Linked DNA regions of Homo sapiens: region 2 is linked to region 1. Evidence: chromatin loops called from intact Hi-C (ENCODE). Cell type or tissue: Panc1. All regions are shown on one strand. Each heading gives the region's core, and the rest is flanking DNA. Links, peaks and the distances in the headings are about the cores only.

Region 1 (9,713 bases), core at 967-8,966:
TTTCAATAAACATTAGCTACTATTAGTTTTGCTGTGACTCAATGGTAGTTTTCCAAAATGTTTTTCGTTTGTTTGTTTGTTTGTTTGTTGAGATGGAGTCTCACTCTGTCGCCCAGGCTGGAGTGCAGTGGCTCGATCTTGGCTCACTGCAAGCTCTGCCTCCCGGGTTCATGCCATTCTCCTGCCTCAGCCTCCCAAGTAGCTGGGACTACAGGCGTCAGCCACCACACCCAGCTAAATTTTTTTGTACTTTTAGTAGAGTCAGGGTTTCACCATGTTAGCCAGGATGGTCTCGATCTCCTGACCTTGTGATCTGCCCGCCTCGGCCTCCCAAACTGCTGGGATTACAGGCATGAGCTGCTGCGCCCAGCCTCCAAAACGTTTTAATATCTACTAGGACCCATAAATAAATGCTCCACAAATACATCCATTCCTTATAATGGTCTTATGCTTTCTGCCACCTGCTGCTATCAATAAAAATGAAAAATCGGCAACCACAAAGACAGAAAATGAGAAGGGCAGTGTCACACTGCAAATCAAATAGAAGTACCAGCTGCAAAAACTCAGCCAGGTTTAAGCAAATACAAGAACTTGAGGCAGGGAGTTTCAACTGTGAGTCTTGCCCTGACAGAGCTCTCCGACAGCAGCTGCACTAAGCATGTCTTATCCCATGGAAGGCAAATGTGTGCTCATATTGAAAGGAAGTTCGTTCCCTACACATTTCGCATGTCTCAAGGAAACTGTGCAGACGGAGTCTGTTCAAACCTTTCCAAAACTTTGTTTTGTCCTGGGCAACTTATTTCGTTATCTAGAGAGCTGGATATTGTCCTTGTTAAGCATGGTAGCTGGAAGACCAAGAGTGGTGATTGTTTTTTACAATGATAAAGTATGCCCACGTTAATAATCATTGAAATCTACCAGAAAGGTACATGCTGCCCAAGTACCACTAGTTACAATTCTTCAATCTCTTTCATATCTGTGAGTACCTTTCTTGTGCCTAAAGATGAAGGTTTTTCTTTTCTTTTTTTTTTTGTTTTGGTGGCGGGGCGGGGGAGTAGTCTTGCCGGAGGTTTTCCTACAACATTTATATATCTTAAAGGAACAACTTTTGATTTTACTTGCTAACTCTTGCTTTATCATTATTTTCCAATTTATTCATTTCTGATTCTATCCCATTTGTGTTGACACTGACAGTTGAGAGAAAGGTAAAGATTGTTTTTAGATTGTACACATTTCTGAGCAAAGAATTCATCCTCCTGTTTTGTTTTGTTTTGTTGGGTTCTTTGTTTGTTTGTTTGTTGGACCCAGTCTCGCTCTGTCACCCAGGCTGGAGTGCAGTGGCATGATCTCGGCTCACTGCAACCTCCGCCTCCTGGGTTCAAGCGATTCTCCTGCCTCAGCCTCCTGAGTAGCTAGGATTACAGGCACCTTACTTTCTACTTACTGTTTTTTTGTTTTTGTTTTTTTCTGGTTGCTTAAGTTAAATGCCTCATCTTTCTGTTTTCTGTTGCTCTCATTTCATAACAAAAGCATTTATTTGAGACTATTTTATTCAAAGGACAGAGTGAACCCATGCAGGCACCTGGGCTATGTAAGATTTGTGAAAATAAAGTTGCTGTCCCCTAAAGAGCCCTGCATGTGAGATGACTGCAGAGAAGATGGAAGAACATTAGAGCTGGGAGCAGCCGTAAAGAGAGCCAAAGCCTTACACTCTACAAATGAGGGATCTGACACTAGAAAATGAGAGCATTTGATACTGAAAATCAGATATCCTCACACGGAGTCTGTGCTCTAGTTGAGGTAGAAGTCTTTATTTTTTTTCTTCTTATTTATTTTATTTTTTGAGACAGAGTCTTGCTCTGTCACCCAGGCTGGAGTACAGTGGCTTGATCTCAGCTCACTGCAATCTCTGCCTCCGGGGTTTAAGCAATTCTCCTGCCTCAGCCTCCAGAGTAGCTGGGATTACAGGCACCTGCCACCATGCGCAGCTAATTTTTGTATTTTTAGTAGAAACGGGGTTTCACCATGTTGGCCAAGCTAATCTCGAACTCCTGACCTCAGGTGATCCACCTGCTTCGGCCTCCCAAAGTGCTGGTATTACAGGCGTGAACCACCGTGCCGGGCCCAGGAAGAAGTATTTAAAAAGCAAAACAACTACAAATTCCCTTTCCCTCCCTTCCTTCCCTCTGCATGGTACCAGATCACCTGTTATCTCCCAAAGAACCTAGTTATCTGTTTCCTTTCATAATCAATAGAAACATGAAATACTGTGTGAATTCTGTGTTCAGAGTTGAGCTTTAGCTAGGCACGACCCCCTCCAGGTTGGTCATTGGAGGAAAGTTCTGGAAGACAGAGAAGCAGGCTAGCTTTCCACTGCTGTCTGCTGCAAAAATACTCTTGGTTGATGTTGCAGGACTCTTCCTTAATTCCGCCAAAGAGGGGGTTCTTATCCGTCCCACAGCCACGAAAATGTAGGCTTGCAGACGGTTTAAAGGATGAGAAAAGGATTTTATTGGGTGAAAAGGGAAAAAAGCGGGGGAAAACAGGGATCCCCCGAAAGGCCAGAGTCTCCTGCTAGAGCGCTTCCCGCACGCAGTTTGAATCCCAGGTTCTACCCAGGAAGAGGAGGGGCCAGGTTCCTCCCTGCTGCAAACAGCATGAACTTCCCGAGGCTCCACCTCAGTGGGCAGGTTGGGTGGAGTTTCTTCAGGGACCCTCTCCCACATGGCTGTCTCAGGGACATCTGCTTTGACTGTGAATTCTAGCACAGGGAGCTTGAATAATTAACTCAGTGAGAAAAGAGTATCACAATTATTCAGGCATTTGTTACGGTTACTGTTCTCGTGTTTTCTCCCAGTCGCCACAGAGTGACTTCAGTGCCTTAATCCTACATTTCTTAACTGGAGTTGGGGGAGAGGGAGGCATGCTTATCAGAATCACCTCGGGAGTACTTTTGTCAAAACTATACACTCTCCACTCCTTGTATGATGAACAATGATCTAATCAAAGAAAGGGAGATATAAGGGACAAAAATTAATCTAAGAATCTACTTTTGGAAACAAAAATAAGGATAGATGTTCATATTCTTAGTGAAGATTTTGATCAGCATGAATGTCCAACAACAGGAAAATAAATTATGTTATTATTATATGTTTGTAACTATTTCTTTTTAGAACCTCAGAAAAGATGGTTTAACTTTTTTATCTTGCAAAATCATTGCAAGATGAAAAATCATTTTTCATCATTGCAAAGATACATATTTATAAAATATGATCACAACTATTTAAATGTTTATATACACAGCAGAGAGGCTGGATAGGAAAATCATCAAAATTTGTTTTTTTTCTTTCTCTTTTTTTTTTTTTTTTTGAGACGGAGTCTCGCTCTGTCGCCCAGGCTGGATTGCAGTGGCCCGATCTCAACTCACTGCAATCTCTGCCTCCCGGGTTCACGCCATTCTCCTGGCTCAGCCTCCCAAGTAGCTGGGACTACAGGCGCCCGCCACCGCGCCCGGCTAATTTTTTGTATTCTTAGTAGAGACGGGGTTTCACCGTGTTAGCCAAGATGGTCTCGATCTCCTGACCTCGTGATCCACCCACCTCGGCCTCCCAAAGTGCTGGGAATACAGGCCTTTTTTTTTTTTTTTTTTTTCTTGAGACGAGTCTCTGTTGCTCAGGCTGGAGTGCAGGGGCGCAATCTCGGCTCACTGCAACCTCCGTTACCTGAGTTTGAGAGCGATTTTCCTGCCTCAGCCTCCCGAGTGGCTGGGACCACAGGCGCCCGCCACCACGCCCTGCTACTTTTTGTATTTTTTGGTAGAAACAGGGCTTTGCCTTGTTGCCCAGGCTGGTCTCAGAAGAGCCGCCCACCTCGGCCTCCCGAAGTGCTGGGATTACAGGCATGAGCCTCAGTGACCCGCCAGTTGTTTTTCTTTTGAATACAATACATTATTATTACCTACAGTTCTCATGTTTTGCATCAGATCTCCAGACTGGTTCATCCCAGGTGTCTGCTACTTTGTATCCCCCCATCCTCTATCTCCCTACTTCCTACCTCCCACCCTGCCCCAGGTAATCACTATTTTATTGTCTTTGTATATTTGGCTTTTTTTTTTTTTTTTCTATATTTCACATATATACCAGGCTTGGTGGCTCATGCCTATAATCCTAGCACTTTGGGAAGCTGACGCACATATGGCCAGGAGTTCCAAACCTGCCTGGGTAACATGGGTAACACACCGAGACCCTGTCTTTACCATAAAAAAAACAAACTTAGCCAGGCACAGTGGCATGCACCTATAGTCCCAGCTACTAGGGAGGCTGAGGCAGGAGGATTGCTTGAGGCCAGGAATTCTAGGCTGCAGTGAGTTCTCATTGTGCCACTGCACTCCAGTTTGGGCAACAGAATGAGACTGTCTTTGAAAAAACAAAACAAAACAAAATTTTACATGCAAGTGAGACCAAGCAGTACTTTTCTTTCTGTGACTGGCTTATTTTACTTAACATAATGTCCTTCAGGTTCCCACGTGGCAGCAAATGGCAGGATCTCCTTTTTTTTTTTTTTAGGCTGAATAATATCCCAGAGTCTATCTATAGCACAGTTTTTCTTTTTTTCCTCCCAAACTGCTGTGAACACTAAGCACAGTTTTGTTTGTTTTGTGACAGCATCTCACTCTGTCGCCCAGACTGGAGTGCAGTGGCGCGATCTCGGCTCACTGCAACCCCTGCCTCCCAGGCTCAAGCGATTCTCTTGCCCCAGCCTCCCGAGTAACTGGGATGACAGGTGCGCACCACTACACCGCCTAATTTTTGCATTTTTAGTAGAGACAGGGTTTCACCATGTTGGCCAGGCTGGTCTCAAACTCCTGACCTCAAATGATCCACCCACCTCAGCCTCCCAAAGTACTGGGATTACAGGCGTGAGCCACCGCACCTGGCCAGCAGTTTTTTTAATCCATTCTTCAACACACACTTAGGTTGTTTCCACATCCTGGCTACTGTAAGTAATGCTGCAATGAACATGGAGTCCAGATATCTTCATGAGGTGGTAATTTCATTTTCTTTGGGTATATGCCTAGAAGAGGGATTGCTGGCTCATCTAGTAATTCTATTTTTAATTTCTTTAAATGATCACGGCTCACTGCAGCCTCCATCTCCTAGGCTCAAGTGATTCTCCTGCCTCAGCCTCCCAAGCAGCTGGGACTACAGGCATGCACTACCACATCGGGTTAATTTTTTTATTTTTTGTAGAGACAGTGTCTTGCTATTTTGCCCAGGCTGGTCTCGAACTCCTAGACTCAAGCAATCCTCCCGCCTCAGCCTCCCAAAGTGCTGGAATTAGGCATGAGCCACTGTACCCAGCCTCTCGTCTTTTTGACAATAGCTATCCAGTTGTTTGTTTTCAATGAGATTAATAAAGACTTCAAATTTCTTCTGCTTTATACCTTTTTTTGTAGTTTTAGTGTTTTTTTCTCACAAGCATTATTACTTTTATAATTAGAAATAAGCCCAGAAAAGTTTATGAGTAAAACTTCAAATCCGTACTTTCTATTTCTTGCCATCAGTTCAGGAAAAAGAAAAAAAGAAATGAGAAAAGAAAAGGGAGGTAAAAGGAGAGGACAGGGGAGCAGAGAGAGGAAAGAGAAAGTGATAACGCAGAGAAAAGGAAATACTGGTTTGCCAATAGAGGTGATATGCAAAATATTTAACAAGAGTTCGGCCCAGGCTCTCTGCAGTGAGAACACAGTTTGACTTTGACTGTGACTAACTGGTCCACTTGCACTGGTGTATATCCACTGACTGTCAGCCTGTTTTCAGGCTCACTTTACAAGGAAGGGTGTGTTTGGGAATACACTGTTAACCTTGCACAGAGCGTATTTCCCTTCACCTCCATCTGATGTTCATCATCATGAGCCTTACTTGGCTGCCCCAGTCAAAATGAACTTCTTCCTCTGTTCCCTCATACCTCTCACGTAGTGTGTACTACAAATGCTGCCTCCTAGTATAGCAATGAGTATCCTATTTTCTTTCCTGCTATTGTGTAAATCCTTGAGGACAGGGGTTGTATTCCCACAGCATCTAACTTGCCAGGGATCACATTCTCATCTTCATCCAACTACATTCAAGCAAAAACTATTTGTGATCATGGGGTGCTTTCCAGGGAGTTCCTGCATTTAGGGTAATCAGCTACCTTTTGCAATTTTGGGTGGCCAATTTGTCCATACCCAGGATCTGAGCAATTTGCTGAGGTGGGAGAACAGAGGTTTCCTAAACTAGCCCCTCTAAGGGGACAAGGGGTTCAAGGGGAAGTTGGCCTGATGCGCAAGAGATGTCCTCTACTGATGGTGATAGTAGAGTTAGATGACCACAAAGATCCTTTTTTATTCTGGGCTGGGGGTAGAGGGATGGGGACAATGGCAGGGGAAGTTAGGGGAGCAAACTGTCAACAGCAAGGCGGTGTCAACTGGACATAATTTCAAAGATACTTACAGGGAATACTGGGTGGTGCTTTTGCAAAAAAAAAGCAAAAAAGTTCGTAGATTCAATGTAACCATTCCTTTGTTTATTTAACAAACAGTAATATTACTTTAGCCAGGCATGTGCTGAAGATTTGGAGATTTTAAGATATTATAAAACACATTGTTGGGAAGATTGCAGTGAAATGGTCATTCACAGATTCAAACACACTGCTGAGTTGAACTGATCCAACCTCACTGTATTAGTTTGCTAGGGCTACAGTAGCAAAGTGCCACAGAATGGGTGGCTTCAGAGAAATTTATCATCTCATAGTTCTGGAGGCTAAATTCCAAAATCGAAGTGTCAGCAGGGCTAGTGCCTTCTGAGGGCTGCAAGGGAGGCAGCTGTTCCAGGCCTCTCTCCTTGCCTGTGTGGTGTCTTCTTCCTGTGTCTCTTCACATCATCTTCCCTCTGTGGCTATCTCTGTGTCCAAATTCCTCCTTTTTATAAGGACACCAGTCACATTGGATTAGGGTCCACCCAAATTACCCCCATTTTAACTTGTGTGGTGGTTAATATTGAGTGTCAACTTGACTGGATTGAAGGATGCAAAGTGTTGTTCCTGGGGGTGTCTGTGAGGATGTTGCCAAAGGAAATTAAAATTTGAGTCAGTGCACTGGGAAAGGCAGACTCACCCTCAATCTGGGTAGGCACAATCTAATCAGCTGCCAATCTAATCTGCCTGCCAGAATAAATGCAGGCAGAAGAACATGAAAAGACTAGATTGTTGGCAGGGTGTGATGGCTCACACCAGTAAATTCCAGCATTTTGGGAGGCCGAGGTGGGCAGATCACTTGAGGTCAGGAGTTCAAGACCGAGACTAGTCTGGCCAACATGATGAAACCCCATCTCTACTAAAAATACAAAAAATTAGCCAGGTGTGGTGGCGCATGCCTATAATCCCAGCTACTGAGGAGGCTGAGGCACAAGAATCACTTGAACCCAGGAGGTGGAGGTTGCAGTGAGCTGAGATCGCGCCTACTGCACTCCAGCCTGAGCGACAGAGTGAGACTCCATCTCAGAAAAAGACTAGACTGGCTTAGTCTCCCGGCCTCCATCTTTCTCCTGTGCTGGATGCTTCCTGCCCTCGAACATCAGACTCCACATCCATCAGCTCTGGGACTCTTGGAACTTTGACTACAGACAGAAGGCTGCACTGTCAGCTTCCCCACTTTTGAGGTTTTGGAACTCGACTGGCTTCCTTGTTCCTCAGCCTGCAGATGGCCTACTGTGGGGTCTCACCTTGTGATCATATGAGTCAATACTCCTTATAAACTCCCCTTTATGTAGATATCTATCCTATTAGTTCTGTCCTTCTAGAGAACCCTGACTAATCCAACTAGATTACTTCTGTAAAGAATACCTCCAATTAAGATCACATTCAGGAGTACTGGGGGTTAGGACTTCAACATATGAATTTTGGGGGAACATAATTCAAGCCATAACACCCAGCCACATCACAGGGGATGATCCAAAGCTGAACCTAAGTGTCATCAGACAACACTGAAATGCTTCTCTGGCCATGTTGCACGGGAATCACCACACAGCATTACCCTGGGAAGCAAAGGTAGCACCAACACCAGGCTCAACAGCAATAAGTAGAAAACAAGATGGCACTCTCTTTCTGCCAGTGGTATTGGCAGCCTTCTCCTAGAGCTCGTCTCCTGGTTTCCTGGCTAGTTTTTGGCAGAAGGGATGGACAAACGATGAAAGTGACAGCATGCCCTGGCACTTCACGTTGGAAGAACTTGCGAAGGGCAGAAGATAGACTGAGAAAAGTGGAAGCCCAGTCCTTTAAATATGCAACCTAGCAAGATAGGCTAAATATACCTAAATGCCTTGACCAAACTCCAATATAACTGATACAATCATTAAACTGGGCATCCCTAAATAAAATATACACCAATCTGCTTTTGCTGAAATATTAAAACTGTATTCTCAAACAAGTTGCCAAGAAAGTAAATAAATCTCTCAATCATAAACATGTAAAAGCCTTTTCCATATCACTTATCTCCTAGTTTCAATCCCTTTCCAACATATCAAAGAGGAACCAAAATAGAAAATACATCATTGAGCAAAATGAGGATATGTGAAATACAATTGCACTGTCTTAAATGGCCCATGACATATTAACTCAATCATTTAAGTTAATGCATAACCTGATAGAGCTATTGAACAGGAAATGATCTCATTTGGTAACATCTGGCCAAAAAGATACAGCTGAAAAAAGGTAGTCAACAATTTCCAATTAGAACACAAAAATGGATGAGGTCCACTGAGCTCCTGCATGTGCTTTTTCTTTTGGGGGACAGGGTCTCACTTGGTCACCCAGGATGGAGTTCAGTGGCACCACTCAGCTCACTGCAGCCTCAACCTCCCAGATTCAAGCTATCCTCCTGTCTCAGCACCCCACAAGTAGAGTGGGACTGTGGTGGCGCATGGGACTAAAGGCACGCACCACCACACCCGGCTAATTTTTGTATTTTTTGTAGAGACAGGGTATCGTCATGTTGCCGAGGCTGGTCTTCAACTCCTAAACTCAAGTGATCTGCCTGCGTCAGTCTCCCAAAGTGCTGGGATCACAGGCGTGAGCCACCACACCCGGCCATCCTGCATGTGCTCTTATTAGACAACTACCTAATTCATTTTCTTTTTTATTTGTAATCTTTAAATATATTACCACAATGGACTCTTAAGTTGGGATGACCAGTGTACATAGTAAGTAGGCCCCCTAAAAAAACTGAATGATTAAGGGTATATATCTTGAAATTTATGTTTTTATTTCCATGAAAATTATAGACACAATTATTGAGTTAAATGTATATTTTAATTTTTAAAAGCTTTTTACCCTCAAATTCATAAGACGTTTCTCTTTTTTCAGAGATTTTTTTATCTTTTCTAAATTTCATTAATATGAGTCTTTTCTTAATTTCCTCCTCTATTTTCTTTTATGGTTATTTTACTTTTTTTTTTTTTTTTTGAGATTGAGTCTTGCTCTGTCACCCAGGCTGGAGTGCAATGGTGCAATCTCAGTTCACTGAAACCTCTGCCTCCCAGGTTCAAGCAATTCTCTGCCTCAGCCTCCCGAGTAGCTCAGATTACAGACGCCTGCCACCACGCCCAGCTAATTTTTGTATTTTTAACAGAGATGGGGTTTCACCATGTTGGTCACGCTGGTCTCGAACACCTGACCTCAGG
Region 2 (9,713 bases), core at 679-8,678, 81 kb before region 1:
GTGGGCCCTATGTAAATCAGACACCGCCTCCTCCAGCCTGCCTATAAAATCCGGTGCACTCCGCCACTGGCTTGTCTTTCCTTATGGAAGGCACTCTCTCTCACTAGAGAAAGAGCTATTCTCCTTTCTCTTTATTTTGCCTATTAAACCTCCACTCCTAAATTCCTTGTGTGTGTGCATGTCCTGAATCTTCTTGGCGCAAGATGATGAACCCTGGGTATTTACCCAAGACGATGCCGCGTCATAATAATAATAAAAAAATAGATTTACATTTTAATATGTTCTTGGTTTTTGTTTTTTCTTTTTTTTTCCTACGAATTCTTTGTCCTTCCCCCTCACCCCCCCGACTTGGAATTCACTGTGCTTTTAAACAGTATACAGCTGTAGTGATTGGGTTTTGTTTGTTTGTTTTATTTTAAGATTCTTCACCACAGCAGTTAATCAGATGATAATAGACCCGCTGGGAAGGGCAGACTTCAGCATATGAGAGGTTCCATTCCCTTTTTTTTTTTTTTTTTTTTTTTTTGAGATGGAGTCTCTCTGTCACCAGGCTGGAGTGCAGTGGCTCGATCTCAGCTCACTGCAGCCTGCCCCTCCTGGGTTCAAGCAATTCTTCTGCCTCAGCCTCCCGAGTAGCTGGGATTACAAATGTGTGCCAACACGCCCAGCTAATGTTTTTGTATTTTTGGTAGAGATGGGGATTCACCATGTTGGCCAGGATGGTCTTGATCTCTTGAACCCCTTGATCTGCCTGCCTCGGCCTCCCAAAGTGCTGTGATTACAGGCGTGAGCCACTGTGCCCAGCTGAGAGGTTCCATTCCTAAGAAAATGCCCTGGCAGAGAAAGGAACCCTGAGTCCCCTCTACACAAACTTTTAGCCAGTCAAACCTAACAACAGCCCCACCTCAGCTGACCAGTCTTTTTCTGGAGGAGAGGGAAGTTAGAGGTGTCCATTCAGGGTTCCCCATCTGAAGCTTCTTAGAGCCGTGCTGCAGCTTGAAGCCTCAGCACGTGTTCTCCCTACCCCACCCCCAAGCTTCAGAAAGAACCAGGGAGAATCAGAGACCTTAGCATCGAAGCAGAGCGAAATCCGAGGCTCGGTGTTGTGGCAGGATGGGGGTTTTCTTCCCCCCTTCCCCACTCCTTTCCTTCCTCCCCTCGGCCCCCTCCCCTTTCTTCCTGGGGGGAAGTCTGTTAAAATGGAGGAAAGTGACTAGGCGAGCCTAAAACACACAGCAGTTTCTTCTGACTGGTGTCAAGAGTATCAAGAGGGAGGCGTGTTGGTTTCCTAGCTGTTCTACTCTGGGTCATCCGCAAGGCTTGAGCCTCCTCCGGGGACAAAGGGAATCTGATACAGCACCTTCACCATGGAGGCCAACCTTGCAGGAAAGGCAGAGAAGGACGGCAGAAAAAGATGGAGGCCGGGGTGGGGATGCGAAGGAGCAGCAAAGACAGAGAGAGGAGAGCCGGCCGATGGTCGCCACACTCTGGAAGGAACGTGCAGGTGACTTGAAAGGAAGTTAAAGAAATCTCTGTGGCCAGGCGCGGTGGCTCATGCCTGTAATCCCAGCACTTTGGGAGGCCGAAGCAGGCAGAACACCTGAGGTTACGAGTTGGAGACCAGCCTGGCCAACATGGTAAAACCCTGTCTCTACCAAAAATACAAAAATTAGCTGGGCATGGTGGCAGACACCTGTAATCCCAGCTACTCAGGAGGCTAAGGTGGGAGGATTGCTTGAACCCGGGAGGCGGAGGTTGCAGTGAGCCAAGATCACACCACTGCATTCCAGCCTGGGCAACAGAGTAAGACTCAGAAAAAAAAAACAAAACTCTCTGGACTTTACATCTGTCATACTAAGATTTTTCTTTCCAGGATTGGGATGTTCCCTATAAGCCCTCCCAGTTTATGTAACCAAGGAGTTAGAATGTGCAACCCAATAGGTGGGCCCATTATTGGAAGGGTGGTAGTCAGGAGGCCAGGCTGGGGGCCAGGTTGCCGGGACTGAATCCTGACTCTACCACATGCCAGTGTCTTACCTTGAGTAAGTTTCCTCATCTGTAAAGGGTGGATGAAAATTCTACTTTTATCTTGGGTGCTTACAATAAGTAAATAAATTAATATATGTAAAGTACATAGTGCTGGATATATCTGAGGTTATTACTATGAGTCTAAGCAAGGCTATTTATATATGTGTATGTATATATCTATTTGTGTGTGTGTATATATATATATGCATGTGTGCATGCACACATACACACACACACACACCCCTTAGAAGCCCATGGATACAATTAACAAACATGGTTACAGGTTCCTTGGAAAAATCTAGGCTAACACACTGCCATTACACAGTGTAGGAGTATGTATATTCGTTAACATACTGATACTGAAAGCTGTTCACAATATAATAAATGAAAAAAGTAGATTGCAAATCAGATTGCACCATACGAACCTATTTTTGTAAAAATACACACATATGTGGATAAGAAAAAGTCTGGAATGGTAGAGACAAAAAAAGATGTAACAGTAGCTATTGAAGTGTTTTTTATTATCATTTTGTTTCATTGCTTCTAATCTTTTCACCAATGAATGTGCAATATCTGTGGGTTTTCTTAGGATAGACATAGAAAGACATCAATATAAAGAATCTCTTTCCGTTATGATTTCTTTCACTTGTGCCAACCAGGCTAGATTGCAGATTTTCCTGAGGAGCATTTGGGGAAAGGGGTGGGAGAGTATCTCTGGGGTGCCCCTGAACACACAAAGCCCCAGCCTGAGTTGTTCAGGACACACAGCTCTAGCAGTTGAGCTTATTGCTAATAAGCCAGGCAGTGCCTCTGGCTGGCTGGCGTGTCCTGTGTCTTCCTGTTCTCTACTCACTGGTTTCATGTGCTAGCCTTTGTCTCTGACATTTTCTTTCTTTTTTTTTTTCTTGAGATGGAGTCTCTCTCTGTCACCCAGGATGGAGTGCAGTGGTATGATCTTGGCTCGCTGCAACCTCTCCCTCCTGGGTTCAAGTGATTCTCCTCCCTCAGCCTCCCAAGTAGCTGGGACTACAGGTGCCTGCCACCACGCCCAGCTAACTTTTGTATTTTTAGTAGAGACGGGGTTTCACTATGTTGGCCAGGCTGGTCTGGAAATCCTGACCTCAGGTGATCTGCTCGCTTCAGCCTCCCAAAACGCTGGGATTACAGGCATGAGCCACCACACCCAGCAGCCTTTAAACTTCCATCACAGAAACCTGAAACGAATAGGCAGAGTCCAAAGCTCCATGTTAGAGGCTGGAAGTTCTGAGGCCTGCAGGAACAAGTGAGAGCCCTTGGGAGCCAAAGCCTGGCCCTCAAGTCCCGACTTGCCCAAAGCCATCTGTGTGTCTTGGGCAAAGAGGAGAGTCAGTTTCTTCATCTGTAAGATGATAGGATTGGGCTAAATCCTCCCTGAGGTCCCCTTCAACTCCAAAAAATGGGAGTCCAGTAAATAACAGAGAAGCCGGGGAAAATGTTCTGCCATGTTGATTTAGGTTTGAGCTCAATGAAAGGATCTACACTAACAAGAGATTAAAAAAAAATTGTATGGGTTTGCATGCAGTATCCAGAGAAGTAAGGTAAATACAGTTTGAGGCCTGGATTTATGGATTATTTCCTTCTTTCTGACTTTTCCATTTGTTAAACAGAGATAGCATCAATATCTGTTTACTCAATGAATGCCTAGCAGACAACCACACAGTAAGTGGGTTCAGTTAAAAAAATATGCTCTGACAATAAGGGTGAAAATAGTGACAGCCAAGGCTTGGATGGAAGACCTCACTTCTGGTCAGTGAGTGCATGTGTGTGGCCTGGATGAGCCATGTCACCCTCCTGGACCTCATCTCTTACACTAACACCTCACAGGGTCATCCAGAGCATCAGATGAAAGCATCATCGAATGGAAAAAAGGGAGTTTGGAGCAAGAGATCTAAGTACAAATCCTGATTCTGCCAAGCATTAGTTACATGGTCACAGATGAGTCATTTAGCATTCCTGAACCTTAGCTTCCTTGCCTGCAAAATGAGTCAAGTAATAATAACCCACAGCATTGCTGTGATGTCATAGGAGACAGTGTACACAAAGTACTTTATAACCTCTAGAGTGCTGACCAAATGCTGGCAATTGTTATAATAAGACAAGGAAAAGCACTTTGGAAAATTTTAAAGTACTAAATGAATTAATGTGTGGAGTTGATGACTGTGAGGATTGATTCACTTAAGAAATGTGGTTCAGCATTACTATGGGCACAGCACTGTTTGATGCTAGAGCAATCAAAGTTGGGTGAGAGAGGTACCCCCGGGCTGCAGACAGAAGCGATGAAGAGGAGGAAGAGAAAGGGGAGAGGGAGGAGATGTATTTGAGAAGTACACATGTGCAGTGATTTACCTAGGGCTGTCTGAAAACTTTTTAAAAAAATATCTTCAGTCCAACACCTCAGTAAGTCAATTCCCCAAGACAACAGATCTACGATGCAACAACTGCCCTTGGGTTAGCTCTGGTGACTCACTTGTAAATTGCACCCATATCTGTTTCAATTAGTGTAAAAGTTCTACAGACAGACTGTGCCGCCTTATTATGTTCTATTTAAACAAGGCTACAAAGGACGTTCAACTGCATCAATAGTTGGGCTCCAGCAAGCTGCAGCCTCGCTGCTTCTCAACCCTGTGCTGCCACAAGCACACATGCTCAGCCTGCAGATTCTTGGAATCTCTCCTCAGGGCCCTGCAGGCGAGGTCTTCACTCTGAGTCCTATGTAGGCCCTGAGTTCTAGTCATTTCCTTCCTTTTGTGCAGAATCCATTAGAAACCGCTTGCCTGTGTAACCCCCCAGCACCACCCTGGTTCTATGAATCATGCCAATTTTCTGTTCTGCTCTATTTGATAATCCATCCCCTCAAACTGCCCCAATTCAGTCATTCCCAGCAGGCAGACAGATGGATTAGAATCCCCAATGAAGGCAGTCACTGCTGGAGGGTGCTGTGCAATATTGAACACTCATCATGGTAAAAAGCATGTGTGTCCCTCGCAGGGCAATAGGGAAAAACCTAAGCCTGCTTTCTTTTACAAAGAGGTTGTTTGTGTTAAAACCAGATCACTGATGTGGTCTGTCAACATCATTCGGGCCTCTGCTCTATCAGGCCTCCCTATCCTACCAAAATGCTAAATATCCTCTCTCCCTTTTCCTAATTTATTTTCTTAATAGCACCGAACATCCATCTACATTGTTCATTGTTCTTTTTTTTTTTTTTGAGACAGAGTCTCTTTCTGTCGCCCAGGCTGGAGTGCAGTTGCATGATCTCGGCTCACTGAAACCTCCGCTTCCTGGATTCAAGCGATTCTCGTGCCTCAGCTTCCCAAGTGGCTGGGACTACAAGCGCCCACCACCATGCCTGGCTAATTTTTTGTATTTTAGTAGAGACAGGGTTTCACTGTGTTAGCCAGGATGGTCTCGATCTCCTGACCTCATGATCCACCCGCCTCGGCCTCCCAAAGTGCTGGGATTACAGGCGTGAGCCACTGCACCCAGCTACATTGATCTTATCTGTTTATTTTATAACTACTGTTCACACCCCTATCCCTAATTAAATCCTTAAACTCTATGAAAGCGGGAACTTTGGCTATTGCACAGCTTGACACTAAGGCCAAGGTGCAATGATAGAAACACAAGTAAATAATTAGGAAACAACACGGCAAGTCCAGCTATGGAGAGATGCTCTGTGAGTCACTGAGTCCTCCACTTTCTCTGAATAAACCCCGTAAAGAACCTAAAGAACTCAGTACATTCTGAGTAAATAAACAAGTGAATGGAGATGTCTTCACATACGATAAGGGACTGAGCCTCTGTTGATCCCTTCTGTGAGATATTGAAAGTTACCTATTTGTGCTAAGAAACAATACTAGAAAGAATTCAAGTACAGCAAACATGGGTTGAAAAGCAAGTGTATGAAAAGCGAACAAGTAAAAACCCCAGGTTCCTCTCTTCTTAGGAAGTTTACAGAAAAGAGCAGCAAAGAGTAGGACGAGTGAGGTGGTCTGGGTCTACCACCAATTTGTGGGCTTAGGCAGGTCAGGCAATGGTCTCAATACCTGTGTCTTCATCCATAAACAGTAGAATCCTGCCAGCTCTGAGGTGTATAACAGTAGAATGACATAGCTGCCATTTATTGTACTAGACATAGTGTAGCCTTTACCCACATTAGCTCCTTTAATGCTCACTATGTTATTTTCTCCATTTTACAGATGAGGAAACTGACACACAAAGAGGTTAGTTAACTTACACAAGGCTGTAGAGCCTAGTGAGTGGCAGAGCTGAGATTCAAGTTCAGACAGTTTTGCTTTAGAACCCAAACTTTAAATTTTTTTAATTAATTATATCATACACACAAAAGAATACATAAAATATATCTGGATATTTTGAAGAATAAATAATAGGAAAAAATCAATGAACACTCAAGTGCCTATGTCCCAAACTTAAAAATAGAACATTACCAATACCTGTGACACCCCGGGACCAGAAGAGGTAATCACTTACTTTAATGATTTCTGTGTTTAAAACAATTTTTTTTTTTTTGAGACGAAGTCTCGCTCTATCTCCAGGCTAGAGTGCACTGGCGCGATCTCAGCTCACTGCAACCTCCCCCTCCCTGGTTCAAGCAATTCTCCTGCCTCAGCCTCCTGAGTAGCTGGGACTACAGGCATGCGCCACCACGCCCAGCTGATTTTTGTATTTTTAGTAGAGACAGGGTTTCACCATGTTGGCCAGGATGGTCTCCATCTCTTGACCTCGTGATCCGCCTGCCTCAGCCTCCCAAAGTGCTGGGATTACAGGCGTGAGCCATCACACTTGGCAGAAAACCATTTTTAACCCTAACACTATTATGTTTTGCTTGCATTTGAACTTCATATAAGTGAAATCATACTCCATATATTATTTTACTACTTGCTTTTTTCTTTCAACATTGTCTATGCTCGTTCATATTGATATGTATAGCTAAAATGTATTCTTTTTTATTGCTGCATAATATTCCATGGGTGAATACACCATTTTTTAGCCATTCTCTGTTGATGCCATTGGGTCATTTCTAGTTTTTGCTATTATCTACAATGCTACTAATAACATTTTCGTATATGTCTCCCAGAAAATCTATGCCAACATATCTCTAGAGCATGAAATTTCTGGGTTAAGAGTATAGGATATTCAACACTACTAATGCCAAAATTTTATGCCAATTTACACTCCTGCAAGCAGCATCTGAGTTCCTATTGTTTCATTTCCTTATTAATGGTCAATAGTGTCATGCTTTTCTTTTCTTTTTCTTTTTTTTTTTTTTTTTTTTTGAGACAGAGTCTTGCTCTGTTGCCCAGGATGGAGTGCAATGATGTGATCTCAGCTCACTGCAATCTCTGCCTCCCAGGTTCAAGTGATTCTTCTGCCTCAGCCTCCCCAGTAGCTAGGACTACAGGCACATGCCACCATATCTGCTAATTTTTTTTTTTTTTTTTTTTTTTTTTTTTGAGACAGAGTCTTGCTCTGTAACCCAGGCTGGAGTGCAGTGGCTCAATCTCGGCTCACTGCAACCTCCACCTCCCAGGTTCAAGCTATTCTCCTGCCTCAGCCTCTCGAGTAGCTGGGATTACAGGCATGCGCCACCATGCCAGGCTAATTTTGTATTTTTAGTAGAGACGGGGTTTCACCATGTTGGGCAGGCTCAGCCTCCCAAAGTGCTGGGATTATAGGCATGAGCCACCATGCCCAGCCAATGTCATATTTTTGAATTCCCTTGCCAATATGGTGGTTTGAAAATGGTATTTTGTGGATAGGTTTTGTTTTCATTCCCCTGAGTTCAAGTGAGAAGAAGCACCTTTTCCAGTGCTTATTGGTCATGTGTATTTTTTCTTCTGGGAAATATCCGGTTTAAAACTGGGCTATTTTTCTTATTGATTTATAGTTGTTCTTTATATATTATGGATAATAGCAGAGCTTCTTGAATATAAATATATTGTTAGAAGATCCACAATTTTTGAATGTTGCTATCCCAGAACTATTCTTTTGTTCATTCAGATTAGAATTAACCAAACTCCTCCTTTCTCTTCCAAGCAAATAGATGTTAAGAGTGGTATTTCGTAGGTTTTGAGGCTCAGGAAAAGGCAGTTGCCCAGACCTGCAACTCATATCCTTCAGTAGGGATTTGAGTAATCATTTAATGACAGACTATGTAGATGACTAATGAGTGTATCACTCAGAGTCCTACAGGAAATGAAATTTATTCCAGGTGATTCAAATGAAGAGACTTGAATGAAAGCACTACTTAGGTCAGGATCAAAGGACCACATTAAGGATGCTGCTGCATCCAAAGACAAGGACCAGCAGGAAGCCATTACCCCCCATAGGGTTGAGGGCGAGGAGAGGAAGCACTGCCCTAGAGCCCAGTAGAAGCTGGAGCCATGTTGTTTTGTTTTGTTTTGTTTTGTTTTGTTTTGTTTTGTTTTTTGAAACAGAGTCTGGCTCTGTCGCCCAGGTTGGAGTGCACTGGCGCGATCTCCGCTCACTGCAAGCTCTGGCTTCCAGGTTCACGCCATTTTCCTGCCTCAGCCTCCCGAGTAGCTGGGACTACAGGCGCCTGCCACCGCGCCCGGCTAATTTTTTTTTTGTATTTTTAGTACAGGCGGGGTTTCACCGTGTTAGCCAGGATGGGCTCGATCTCCTGACTTCATGATCCACCCGCCTCGGCCTCCCAAATTGCTGGGATTACACGCGTGAGCCACCACGCCCGGCCGAAGCTGGAGCCATGGAAGAGAAACTTCCCAGTAGGAGCTGGAGCCACGGAGGGACTCATGACTATTGCCAAATAAGTAGCACCAAAGCCAGAAACGCATAGGGAAAAAACAGCCAACTGTTCTCCCCTGCTACCCTCTGATTTCCTGCCAGAGTGTCCACTGGCTGAATTCAAGTGGAAGCCAGGCAGGAAGAGATGCGGGTGATTCAGTCCACACGGTTAGTCTCCCAGGCCCAGAGGAGGGCAGGGAAAGGTGAAAGATGGAAATGGAAGAGTGGGGGCAGCAAGCAGAGAGCAGCCAGGACAGTGGGACGTGAATTACCTGAGATTTTATTATGGGAAGAATGACAAAAGGAAGCTCCCGTAGGAAGACTGCCAAGCTCTCATCATCACCATTTCCCTGCAGTATGTAACAAGGATCATTGTCACCATCTTAAATTAGCAAGTGTAATGAACACTTAATATAATTATAGATATAATTTTTAGCTGGTCAAGTTTAATTATGCCAAAATTACTTGGTAAAACTGGGACATTTTGTGGTTTTTTTGTTCTTTTGTTTTTTTTTTTTTTAGACGTAGTCTCGCTCTATCCCCCAGGCTGGAGGGCAGTGGCACAATCTCGGCTCACTGCAACTTCTGCCTCCTGGGTTCAAGTGATTCTCCTGCCTTGGCCTCCCGAGTAGCCAGGACTACAGGCACCTGCCACCATGCCCTGCTAATTTTTGTATTTTTGTAGAGACAGGGTTTCACCATGTTGGCCAGGATGGCCTCGATCTCTTGATCTCGTGATACAGCCGCCTCGGCCTCCCAAAGTGCTGGGATTACAGGCGTGAGCCACCGTGCCAGGCCCAGTTTTTGTATTTTTAATAGAGATGGGGTTTCACCATGTTATCCAGGCTGTTCTTGAACTC

What was found. A loop is a pair of places that touch in the nucleus more often than their neighbours do. Peaks named below come from ENCODE experiments on the same cell type or tissue, not always from the same donor. Only the 100,000 strongest peaks of a DNase experiment are listed, where the experiment ranks them.
Region 2: a loop joins it to region 1, with 2.0 times the contacts of the local background. A loop is called at or near these places in 4 of 110 quality-filtered maps.

The regions. Positions count from the first base shown.
Region 1 is chr4:40,169,746-40,179,458 of GRCh38, reverse strand. It overlaps a transcript of N4BP2 not described here. Among named protein-coding and RNA genes, the nearest start is that of RHOH, 22 kb to the left of the region's middle. In Panc1, for the core only: no CTCF peak of the experiment used is centred there; no DNase peak of the experiment used is centred there; H3K4me3 peaks cover 897 bases; H3K27ac peaks cover 3,192 bases.
Region 2 is chr4:40,250,146-40,259,858 of GRCh38, reverse strand. No RefSeq gene overlaps it. Among named protein-coding and RNA genes, the nearest start is that of LINC02265, 52 kb to the left of the region's middle. RefSeq lists enhancers at 1,049-1,827, 8,080-9,279. In Panc1, for the core only: no CTCF peak of the experiment used is centred there; DNase peaks (open chromatin) are centred at 3,928, 4,311, 4,497 and 8,224; H3K4me3 peaks cover 222 bases; H3K27ac peaks cover 7,344 bases.